2 separate regions of the Homo sapiens genome follow, and region 1 is linked to region 2. A link is an interaction called in ENCODE POLR2A ChIA-PET data of the cell type or tissue named here. Cell type or tissue: B cell. All regions are shown on one strand. Each heading gives the region's core, and the rest is flanking DNA. Links, peaks and the distances in the headings are about the cores only. Region 1 overlaps JADE2 (jade family PHD finger 2). Region 2 has its middle 12 kb from the start of LINC02999.

Region 1 (5,242 bases), core at 243-5,242, 110 kb before region 2:
CTGGATTAAAGATTTAAACGTTAGACCTAAAACCATAAAAACCCTAGAAGAAAACCTAGGCATTACCATTCAGGACATAGGCGTGGGCAAGGACTTCATGTCCAAAACACCAAAAGCAATGGCAACAAAAGCCAAAATTGACAAATGGGATCTAATTAAACTAAAGAGCTTCTGCACAGCAAAAGAAACTACCATGAGAGTGAACAGGCAACCTACAACATGGGAGAAAATTTTCGCAACCTACTCATCTGACAAAGGGCTAATATCCAGAATCTACAATGAACTCAACCAAATTTACAAGAAAAAAACAAACAACCCCATCAAAAAGTGGGCGAAGGACATGAACAGACACTTCTCAAAAGAAGACATTTATGCAGCCAAAAAACACATGAAGAAATGCTCATCATCACTGGCCATCAGAGAAATGCAAATCAAAACCACTATGAGATATCATCTCACACCAGTTAGAATGGCAATCATTAAAAAGTCAGGAAACAACAGGTGCTGGAGAGGATGTGGAGAAATAGGAACACTTTTACACTGTTGGTGGGACTGTAAACTAGTTCAACCATTGTGGAAGTCAGTGTGGCGATTCCTCAGGGATCTAGAACTAGAAATACCATTTGACCCAGCCATCCCATTACTGGGTATATACCCAAAGGACTATAAATCATGCTGCTATAAAGACACATGCACACGTATGTTTATTGCGGCACTATTCACAATAGCAAAGACTTGGAACCAACCCAAATGTCCAACAATGATAGACTGGATTAAGAAAATGTGGCACATATACACCATGGAATACTATGCAGCCATAAAAAATGATGAGTTCATATCCTTTGTAGGGACATAGATGAAATTGGAAACCATCATTCTCAGTAAACTATCGCAAGAACAAAAAACCAAACACCGCATATTCTCACTCATAGGTGGGAATTGAACAATGAGATCACATGGACACAGGAAGGGGAATATCACACTCTGGGGACTGTGGTGGGTTCGGGGGAGGGGGGAGGGATAGCATTGGGAGATATACCTAATGCTAGATGACACATTAGTGGGTGCAGCGCGCCAGCATGGCACATGTATACATATGTAACAAACCTGCACAATGTGCACATGTACCCTAAAACTTAGAGTATAATTAAAAAAAAAAAAAAAAGTTATTTTCAATGTAAAAGACTGAATTTGAACACTTTTAAACATAGGCAACATAATCTAATAAAGAGCATGGGTTCTGTCTGAAAAAAAAAAAAATAAAAAAAAAAATAAAAAAATAAAAGCTTGAAAACAACAACAACAAAAAAAATAATAATCATCATCATCATCATCATAATAACAACAATAATAATACCTACTTTATGTGGTTGGTGAGAGGATTAAATGGATTAAGTTTGCAAAACTCTTAGGAAAATGCCTGACACACAGTAATCACTGTGTGTGTGTGTGTGTTTGTGTGGTGTGTGTGTGTTTTATGTGATGTGTGAGGTGTGTGTGTGGTGTGTGTGTATGTGCTGTGTGATGTGTGTGTGTGCATGTGGTATGTGTGGGGTGTGTTTTGTGTGATGTGTGAGGTGTGTGTGTGGTGTGTGTGTATGTGTTGTGTGCTGTGTGATGTGTGTGTGTGCATGTGGTATGTGTGGGGTGTGTTTTGTGTGATGTGTGAGGTGTGTGTGGTGTGTGCGTGTATGTGCTGTGTGATGTGTGTGTGTGCATGTGGTATGTGTGGAGTGTGTTTTGTGTGATGTGTGAGGTGTGTGTGTGGTGTGCGTGCGTGTGCATGTGGTATGTGTGGGGTGTGTTTTGTGTGATGTGTGAGGTGTGTGTGTGGTGTGTATGTGTTGTGTGATGTGTGTGTGTGTGCATGTGGTATGTGTGGGGTGTGTTTTGTGTGATGTGTGAGGTGTGTGTGTGGTGTGTGTGTATGTGTTGTGTGATGTGTGTGTGTGTGCATGTGGTATGTGTGGGGTGTGTTTTGTGTGATGTGTGAGGTGTGTGTGTGGTGTGTGTGTATGTGTTGTGTGATGTGTGTGTGTGTGCATGTGGTATGTGTGGGGTGTGTTTTGTGTGATGTGTGAGGTGTGTGTGTGGTGTGTGTGTGTGTTGTGTGATGTGTGTGTGTGTGTTGAGACCTTGGGATGTTACCCCTCTCCTGAAATGGAATATAGGGGGCACTTTGCCTCAGGAGGGCACGGTTTCCCCTTGGCTCAGCTGTGTGCTGCCCCTCAGTTCCTGATGCCAGTTCAAAAAGCCAGCTCTTCCCACCCCCCGCTGGTTGCCATGGTTATTGCTTCGGAGCCTGGCCTCCATCTGGCCAGCTCTGCCAGGGCGGGGAGGCCCCTTACTTGAGAGGCATCCTGGGGTCGGGGGCAAGGCTGCCAGAAGCTGTGACTCAGCGCTGACAGGGAGGAAGGGGCAGGGCTTTAGATGGCACAGAGACATGGCAGAGCTGTGGCGAGGGCTCCTGGGCTTCCCCATCACCACACCCAATGTCAGCAAAAAGGGCAGGAAGGATGAAGGAGACGGGGAGGCAGGGGCCCAACCCGGCAGAGAGAATGGCCTCCGAGCCAGGAGGAAGGCCTATATAAGGTCGAGGGGGCACGGAGAAGGGGAAGGGGCTTGGCACCACCTTTTCCCACACAAGAGGCCCACATGAAGGAAGGTTCTAGGTCATTATCAGGGTATGACCACACCCCACACTAACAGGTGATTCCATATGGAAGCAATACTAACACACTCGGTCCAACACAATTCTGCCTTTCCCCATGAAACTGTTACTTAACAAACACATTCTTTTAAAAATGCAGCCTGTAATTTGGTTGTGAACCAGCTTTGATTGTGCCCTAAGCACATGCTGAGTGGGGGTGTCCGGATGCCCACCACTTCCTGGCATAACTACCCACATCTGCTTGCCTGGTCAGCGGCCACCTGGCCAAGCCTCTTGGGATCAAGATCACTGTGCTCCTTCTGAAGAGCCAAGGTGAAGGGACTCACAATCAGAAGGTATCTGCTGTCCTTCCTGGGTCTCTCCTCTTCATCTGTTTGCCCCCTTCTGGCTCTGGCTCTGAAGGAAGCTCTCCTACCAGGCATGGACTGACCTGACCCTAGGCCAAGGCCTCACCCTCAGCTGTAGCCAGGACGGCGGAGGTCAGCTGGGAGGAGGGCGTCAGCTGGCTGGGATCTATGGGAGGGGAGGGGGTCTTTACCCTAGAAGACCAGACACACACCAGAGGTGGGTTCTGCCCTGGCTGAGACTTCTGGCCCCAGTGAGGGGCAGGACAGGCCCTCACTCAATTCAGTCTGGAGAGGGGCGAGACAAGTGCTCATTGTTCAGACAGATTTCAGACCATGAGGTGGGCAGACCCACCCAAAGGCCAGGGAGGGAGGGACAGAGGGGGCCTGGGGTGGCAGCTGGGGGAGGGCAGCCAGAACCAGCATGCTGGGATGACGGGGGCACAGGGCTCTGTCTCTGGGCCTCACAGGGGCAGCCCAGGGCTTGTTCTCGGGGCCTTTGATTTCCTGGCCCAGCCCACTAGGCCCCGGTGGCCATGCAGGGAATTCCCCAGAATTTCCCGACTTCCTCATCTATAAAATGGGGACAGTTACATGCAGTTTGTAAAGCTAATATGATTGTTAAATGAAAAGATGAACACAGGCTCAGCATAGCAAGTCCTCAAGAACAGGGTTTCTCTAACAATTCTGACCCGGGCAGCTACCAGGCAGCCTTCCAGATGAGGGCTGTGCAGTGGGAGGTGCCAGGAGGATGCAGTGGCTGGGCCGGAGGGAGATAGCAACAGAAGAGGCGTGGAGATGTCTCTAAGGGAGCACTTCCCCACCCCCAGTCCATCCTCTCCAAAGATCACGGACAGGCCAGGAGTGCCCAGCTCACGTCAGCTTAGCACAGCCATGCCTATGCTGGGAATGCACCTCGTAAAGTCAAAGCAGCCGGAACACGTGCCCTCCTCTTGATGTCAACAGATAAAGCACCCTACAGGCAGACTGAAGCCAAGCTACTGGTGTGGAAACATCTGCAATTAATTACCCAGGCCAGGAGATGTTTCCGGAACCAAATGACACTGACATCAAGTAGAGAGGACAGACCGCTGGGCCAAGCCTAATCAAGACTGACCTCGCTGTGCCCACCTGGTGGCCTGACCTTCACCCCTTCACCCTAGGCACTGGTATGTGTGGCAGTGACCTGGCATGCATATTCTCACTTCTGGAGAGGCCTGGGGCACCCCTGATTCTCCGAAGACCCCAGACAAGTATTAATAAACACTCAGCCATCAGGAGTCACTGGAACAGGATTGCCTGACCCCTCCCCTTCCAATCCCCACAGATCACCCTATTGGGGCTTCGAGTCTGCTGTGCCTATGATCCAATCAGATGCAGCTGCCACGAAATGAGGGTGCCAACGTCAGGGGAGGTAACAGCTGTGATCTTTGCCCCAGGCCTGGTCTACATGGGATCGAGCAAGAGCCACAAGGTTGCCAAGGCCAGGAGTAGACAGCCAAAACCCCAAGCTGCCCAGACCAGGCAGACTGGTGGGTGGGGGAGGCCAGGACACAAGACCCCTCTGCCCTGAGACATGACTTGGAGGGTTTCCCAGGTTGCATAAAGAAGCACTTGGCTGAACTCCGTAGCTGGAGGCAAGACCCAGGGCCATGTGGCCTCCTCCTGACAAGAGCGGCCAGGGGTCTCTCTGCCTCATGAGACCAGAAGAGTATAAAGCCCAGAGGACTCATCTCTGAACCAGCCCTGGCAGGGGAACCTACCCAGAGGCCGGTAATAGCAATGGCTTCCTGAACATCTGCTGTATGCCAGGCACTTGACTCCCCCTCTAAGAACTCCCGTAAAAGGTTCAAGATGTCAAAAGCATGGCTTACGGCCGGGCGCAGTGGCTCACGCCTGCAATCCCAGCACTTTGGGAGGCCGAGGAGGGCGGATCATGAGGTCAGGAGCTCGAGACCAGCCTGGCTAACATGGGGAAACCCCACCTCTACTAAAAATACAAAAATTAGCCAGGCGTGGTGGCACGCACCTGTCATCCCAGCTATTCGGGAGGCTGAGGCAGGAGAATCGCATGAACCCGGGAGGCGGAGGTTGCAGTGAGCCAAGATCGCACCACTCTACTCCAGCCTGGCGAAAGAGCGAGACTCCGTCTCAAAAAAAAAAGAAAAGAATAAAAGAAAAAAAAAAGCATGCCATATCTCTCTCTTAAAGACTAGTGAAAAGTCTG
Region 2 (5,489 bases), core at 183-5,182:
TTCTGAAGGTGGACTCTTCTCTGGGCCACACTGTAAAGAGAATCACTGCTTTGCCAGCAGGGCACACAGGGGTCTCTGTTGTTTGGTGGTAGGGGTACTCCAGGATGACCAGCCAGAACATAGGGGCCCACAGGGCACAGGCAGGGGCCCGCAGGGCACAGGCAAGGGCCCAGGCTGGAGAAGAAAAGGCCTAGGTTCTAGCTCTGACTCTCTCCATCTGACTGAGTGACCACCCCATTAAGACTGCCAGACTTCAGCTCCACCTGGGCTTGCAGTGACAGGTTGTGCTAGGCCAAGGGAATTCTTTAGAGACCTGGTTGCCTTTTGAACTTGAGTTTCTGGCTCTTGGGAGAACAGAATGACTATTCCCACACAACTAGGAATGTCTCCCTGGGGCTCTGTTCTTTGAACTGACTTGTAAAAGAAATTAAGGGGTCCCACAGACCAACCTTGAGGATTTTCTTTCTGAGTCAACCCAGGTCACCGCTCTCCAAAACCTTCACCAAGTCTGCTCACCCCTCACCGCTACTCTGCTACTGCTAGCTTAAGTAGTTACGGAAGGTCCCCAAGGGCCCCTCCCATGCTGGTAAAACAAGGGTCTGTGTGTAGGTTTAGCTGTTAACTGGAGTGAGTTCTAGGGAATGGAGAGTTGGGATGACACACACTCATTTTACTGTGTATGCTTCTGTAATGTGGGAATGTTTTTACAAGCATGTATCACTCCTATAATTAAAGATGCAAATCTAGTAAAAAGCTCCATCCCTTAGGCCATAGGTTCAGGGGGCAGAGAATGTCAAGGAAGACTTGATAGGTGAGACAGTGTTAAAGCGGGGCCTGATCAGGTGGGCCAAGCATCACAGCAAATGCCCCCATAAGGGGGCTTTGGGACCAGGTAAAGGCAAGATCCAGGACCTGAAGATGGGAGAGCTTTGCAGGGAGACTATAAAAAGGATGGGCACATACATGGCTGGGGGATGATGATCTGAAGGACTGGTGAGTGGTGAATTGGTACCGTAGTGGGTGAAGCCTTAAATGACAGACTGAGGAGTTTGTAATTAAAGTGTATCTGAGTCAGAGGGATGTGACCTGAGCTAGGCCTTCGGACTGGAACTGACAGAGGTAAGAGAGAGACCAAGGCTGCCAGGAGGTTATTTGCACATCCCAGTGAGAAGAGCAACAACCAGGAGACAGAGATTCCTGGGTGAAAGAGATGGGCTGTCCAGGGACTAGATACTAAGGGCAGGCCCCATTCTCCATCTGCGCCGTAAATTCTCCTGTAGCCTTTCTGGGCACTGGCAGCTCCATGCCTGAGGTTCCTGGGCCACCTGTAGCTGGAGACAGGGTGCCATCCCAGCATGGCTCTGGCTTGGGCCCACCTGCCCACCATGACCCAGAGAGAGTGGGGCCTGCTGGACCACTCAGGGCCTGCGATTCCTTCTGCCTTCATAAAACAGCTCTGGAGCTGATGTTTGTTTTAGATTTGCGTGGTGATTTATTTGCATTTCACATTTTCCTGGGGCCTGGAGGAAAGGCAAGTTTGCACACCACAAAAACTGTGACTGGGGTCATACATGATGTGCCAGCATGAGCCACATCACTCTTCTCATGCTATAAGGCCTGTTGCAAGAGGCAAGGTGGGTGCTTTGGTGGCGCTGGGGGTTCCCCTGGGTTCTGGAGAAGCTCTGAGACCTCAGGGGACTGTATCTAACAGTGGAGAGAGTTGCAGAGTGCCCCACCCAGTGTGCCTCCCAGCCCTGCCTCCTGCCCCATCCGAGGCTTCTGGGGACAATCAGGCCTAACGGTCCATCCAGAATCACTTGGAAACCTACATGGAAAAGGAATGAGGGGCTTGGGCAGATTCTCCTAGACCAAAGAAATTTCACTCTCTTTTTTTTTGGAGACACGGTCTTGCTCTTTCACCCAGGCTGGAGTGCAGTGGTGCAGTCATGGCTAACTGCAACCTTGAATTCCTGGGCTTGAGTGATTCTCCAGCCTCAACCTCCTGAGTAGTTAGGACTATAGGTGTACACCAGCTATTTCTTTTTTCTTTTTCATTTTTTGTAGAGACAGGGTCTCGTTATGTTGCCCACACTGATTTTGAACTCCTGGCCTCAAGCAATCCTCCTAGCTCAGCCTACCAAAGGGCTGCGATTACAGGCATGAGCCACCTCACCTGGCCCCTCTTCTTTCTTAATTTATGATAACTTCACCATCATGGTCAGGTACCAAAGACCCAAATATAAAAGGAAATGCAACAAATCTTGCAGAGGGAGCATCTTCTCCACTCCCCTGACTCTTCTGAGTTAGCGGAGAGAGATCAAGGCTACACTCCACCCTGAAGGAGCCCAGAAATTTCAGAGCACAGTCAACACATCAGGTGAGATTCCCTTATTTCTACCCCAGGTGGTTGCCCAGCTCAGGACTCTGAGCCTGCCCTTCCCTCTCCCTGATTTGCCCCTCCTCCTCCTGTTCTTTCTTGCAGGTGTCACCTCCTCTGTGAAGCTTTCCTTTACTACTCTGCCAGCAAACTCCCCTCCCACATTCTTTCTGGACCTTGTCCTTAACCCATCACTGCATATTGCACCCTCTGCTGCTTTGCTTTATTTATGTGTCCGGGGTGATGTCATAGGAGCCCTCCCCTCTGTGTCCCCAGGGTATAGCCCAGTGTCTTCCCCATTGAGCTCAATACACACTGCTGCAACAGAGCCACGAAACAGTCTCAGGCTGCCTGAGCCAATTCCATGCCCTTTGGGCTGATTTTTCCCTCCTCACTACTCCCTGCATCCTTCTCTGCCCAAGGTGGGGCCTGACCTCAACCATGCCTGGAGGTGTCTCTCATGAAAGGGCCTTCAAACTAGGGTCTGCAGAGGTCCTCCAAGGCCTTGTTGGTAAACTTGAGATTCAGGCCAAGGCACAATGGGAAGGCTGGGAATTCTGGTGATCCCCTTACTGCACTGGAAATTGACTCTTGTACAGCAAGAATGCAGTGATGACTGATGACCATGTGCAATAAGGAGCATGGCTTGTGGCCTGAGTGAGTGAACACGCTAGCTGCCCAGGGTGTCCTGACAGCCCCATCTGGAGATGGCCAAGTAGGGATGCAGGACACAGGACTTCATCCAACTTGGGCCAACACCCCCAACCATGGGCAGAGAGTAGGACCAGCCAGGCAGGTGGGAGGTCCCCAGCCACCCTCCATGCCGCAAGTACCACTGAGTCCTTAGTCCACACACAGCCCAAGATAAGGTTCCACTGTCCAGGCAGAATGTGGCAGAAAGGAGAAAGCAAACTCCTGCCAGAAGGAACTTGGCAGTACCTGCTGTCCTTTCGGATGCCCTAGCCCCAGGCTTCTTGCTCCAGACTTCGCATTCCTCTAGGATCACAGTACCCCGTCACTGGCCAGTTGACCAAGCCAGAGCCTTGTCTTCCTTCTGCCAGGGCAGATTTTCTTCCTGTGGACTTTTCTCACCTTAGAGTTCTCTGGCTGACTGATGGCTCATCTTCTACTCAGCTAGGCCTCTGCCGCCCAATACCACCCTCCTTACCCCCATCCCCAGCTTGAGTCAGCACTCAGCTGGCTGCTCAAGATTTGGCTCTGCTCTCTGAGAGGTCTCTGGGCAAATCCTCAGCTCAGCGCTAAATACTTCTGCATTCAGTCTCTTTGGTTCATTGATCAGGAATCATATGATCTTTTAAAAACACAGCTGGTGGAGGCGCCCATCTGTGTTTCTGCATTTGGATCAGTAAATCAGGCTGCCTGGAATTTACTTAAACCTGCAGGTCTAGGGATAGAATGAGGCTGCCCTCACTATGCCTCCTGTGATGATCTTTCATCTTCTGGAGCTTCTTAATTTTTAAGAGCACCCTTGGCTGGGCTTCTAGGACTGGGTCTGTTGTTTACACTTATTTGTCTCCTAAGCTTCTCTAAGGACTATTTTCTTTTTAAAGTGAGATTCACTAATTACGGGGTGAAGCACAGTTTGCACTCCTCCCCATCCCCATCACACACACACACGCACACGCACACACACATGTATTTCCCAGACAAAATGGGTTGTAAGTCATTTGCCAGGTCAGTAACCCAAGGTAGTAATGTTCTCTGTGCTTCCTCCCTCAGACCTCATCCTGTGTGATACACACGGGAACACTGCTGATGTGGCAGAGATGGCCAGTTATCCCCAATATCTGGTCTAGCTGAACACATGGCCACCCAAAATAAATACTAAATTTCCTAGCCCCCTTTGCAGTTATCAATATATGACTAAGTTCTGACCAGTGAGACTAAAATAGAATGGTACATCCAACTTCAGGAAATCACACGCTGCTTCCTTTCCTCCTTCTTCCCACTAGCTGCAATGCACTGTCTGTGATGTGATTGCCGGAGTTCGAGCAGCCATCTTGGGACATGAGGATGAAGCCACATGCTTTGAGGATGGCAGATGTGGTAGCTAGCTTCTGAGATGGCCCCCAGTGATTCATGTCCTTATTCAGTTCTCTCCTGTATGCAATAGGGCTGATCCATGTAACCAACAGGGTATTGCAGAAATGATAGTAAGTGACTTCTGAGATGACATCATAAAAGACATTGCAGTGTATGCCTTGCCCTCACTGTATCACTCGTTCTAGGCTAGCAGAAGCCCACTCAAGCAACCCAATGAAGGATTAGGGGCAGTGAGAGACCGAGGCTTGCTGCAAATAGCCAGGGTTAACTTGCCAGCAATGTGGTGGTCCAGTCACCCCTTCAGATGACCACAGCTTCATCTGACATCCCAACTGCAACCTCATGAGACAGCTTGAGCCAGAACCACCCAGCTAAGTCTCAAATCCTGACCACGGAAAGTGCGAGATAATAGATGTTTACAGTTGTTTTAAGCCACTGCATTTTGAAGTAATTTGTTACTCAACAATAGAGGAGAACAATAAAACAGAAGGAACTTTGGCCTTCTGAAACAGTGGAGGGCCTAGCAACCCTTGACACCTACCTCCAACCTCATCTGGTTTTTTTTTTTTTTTTTTTTTGAAATAAACTCCTCTTGTTTTCATAACTATTATTTTGGGTTTTCTGACACTCCTATTCCTATTCCTGGTTTGGCACCATTCATTCAGAAATTCTTCTAAGAGTCGCCAGCTGGAAGTGCCTTTTGGAGGCTGTCTCAGTTGTCCCTGCTGCCAATGGCAAGTTGATGCCCAAATCTTCCTAAGATGATGGGCAGTTTATGTCAGAAATGTCTGCAAAAGGCATTTTATAATGAGAACCACAGCCCAAGGATCAGGAGACCCTGACTCCACCCTCTCCTGTGCAGTCTCTCTTATCACTTAGGTGACCTTACCTGGTACAGGGAGAGGCCACTCTCTTATGGGTCTCCCTGGGATGTCCATGAGGCCCAGACAGATTTGTGAATAAGATGCTTTGGGCAGTGCCATGACACTTTACCAGCTGACAGCAGTGCTCTGCTGTGGGTCTGGCTGTTTCTGGATAGTGTTGGCCT

The links. Peaks named below come from ENCODE experiments on the same cell type or tissue, not always from the same donor. Only the 100,000 strongest peaks of a DNase experiment are listed, where the experiment ranks them.
Region 1: POLR2A ChIA-PET joins it to region 2 with 7 read pairs; 3 of 35 experiments call an interaction of 5 or more read pairs at or near these places.

What each region holds. Positions count from the first base shown.
Region 1 is chr5:134,553,299-134,558,540 of GRCh38, reverse strand. The region is part of intron 4 of JADE2 (jade family PHD finger 2); the gene reads right to left. Among named protein-coding and RNA genes, the nearest start is that of JADE2, 30 kb to the right of the region's middle. RefSeq lists a silencer at 3,323-3,422 and an enhancer at 3,493-4,012. In B cell, for the core only: no CTCF peak of the experiment used is centred there; DNase peaks (open chromatin) are centred at 2,370, 3,580, 3,760 and 4,768; H3K4me3 peaks cover 1,367 bases; H3K27ac peaks cover 3,909 bases.
Region 2 is chr5:134,444,175-134,449,663 of GRCh38, reverse strand. No RefSeq gene overlaps it. Among named protein-coding and RNA genes, the nearest start is that of LINC02999, 12 kb to the right of the region's middle. In B cell, for the core only: no CTCF peak of the experiment used is centred there; DNase peaks (open chromatin) are centred at 1,623, 2,633 and 3,663; H3K4me3 peaks cover 1,212 bases; H3K27ac peaks cover 1,684 bases.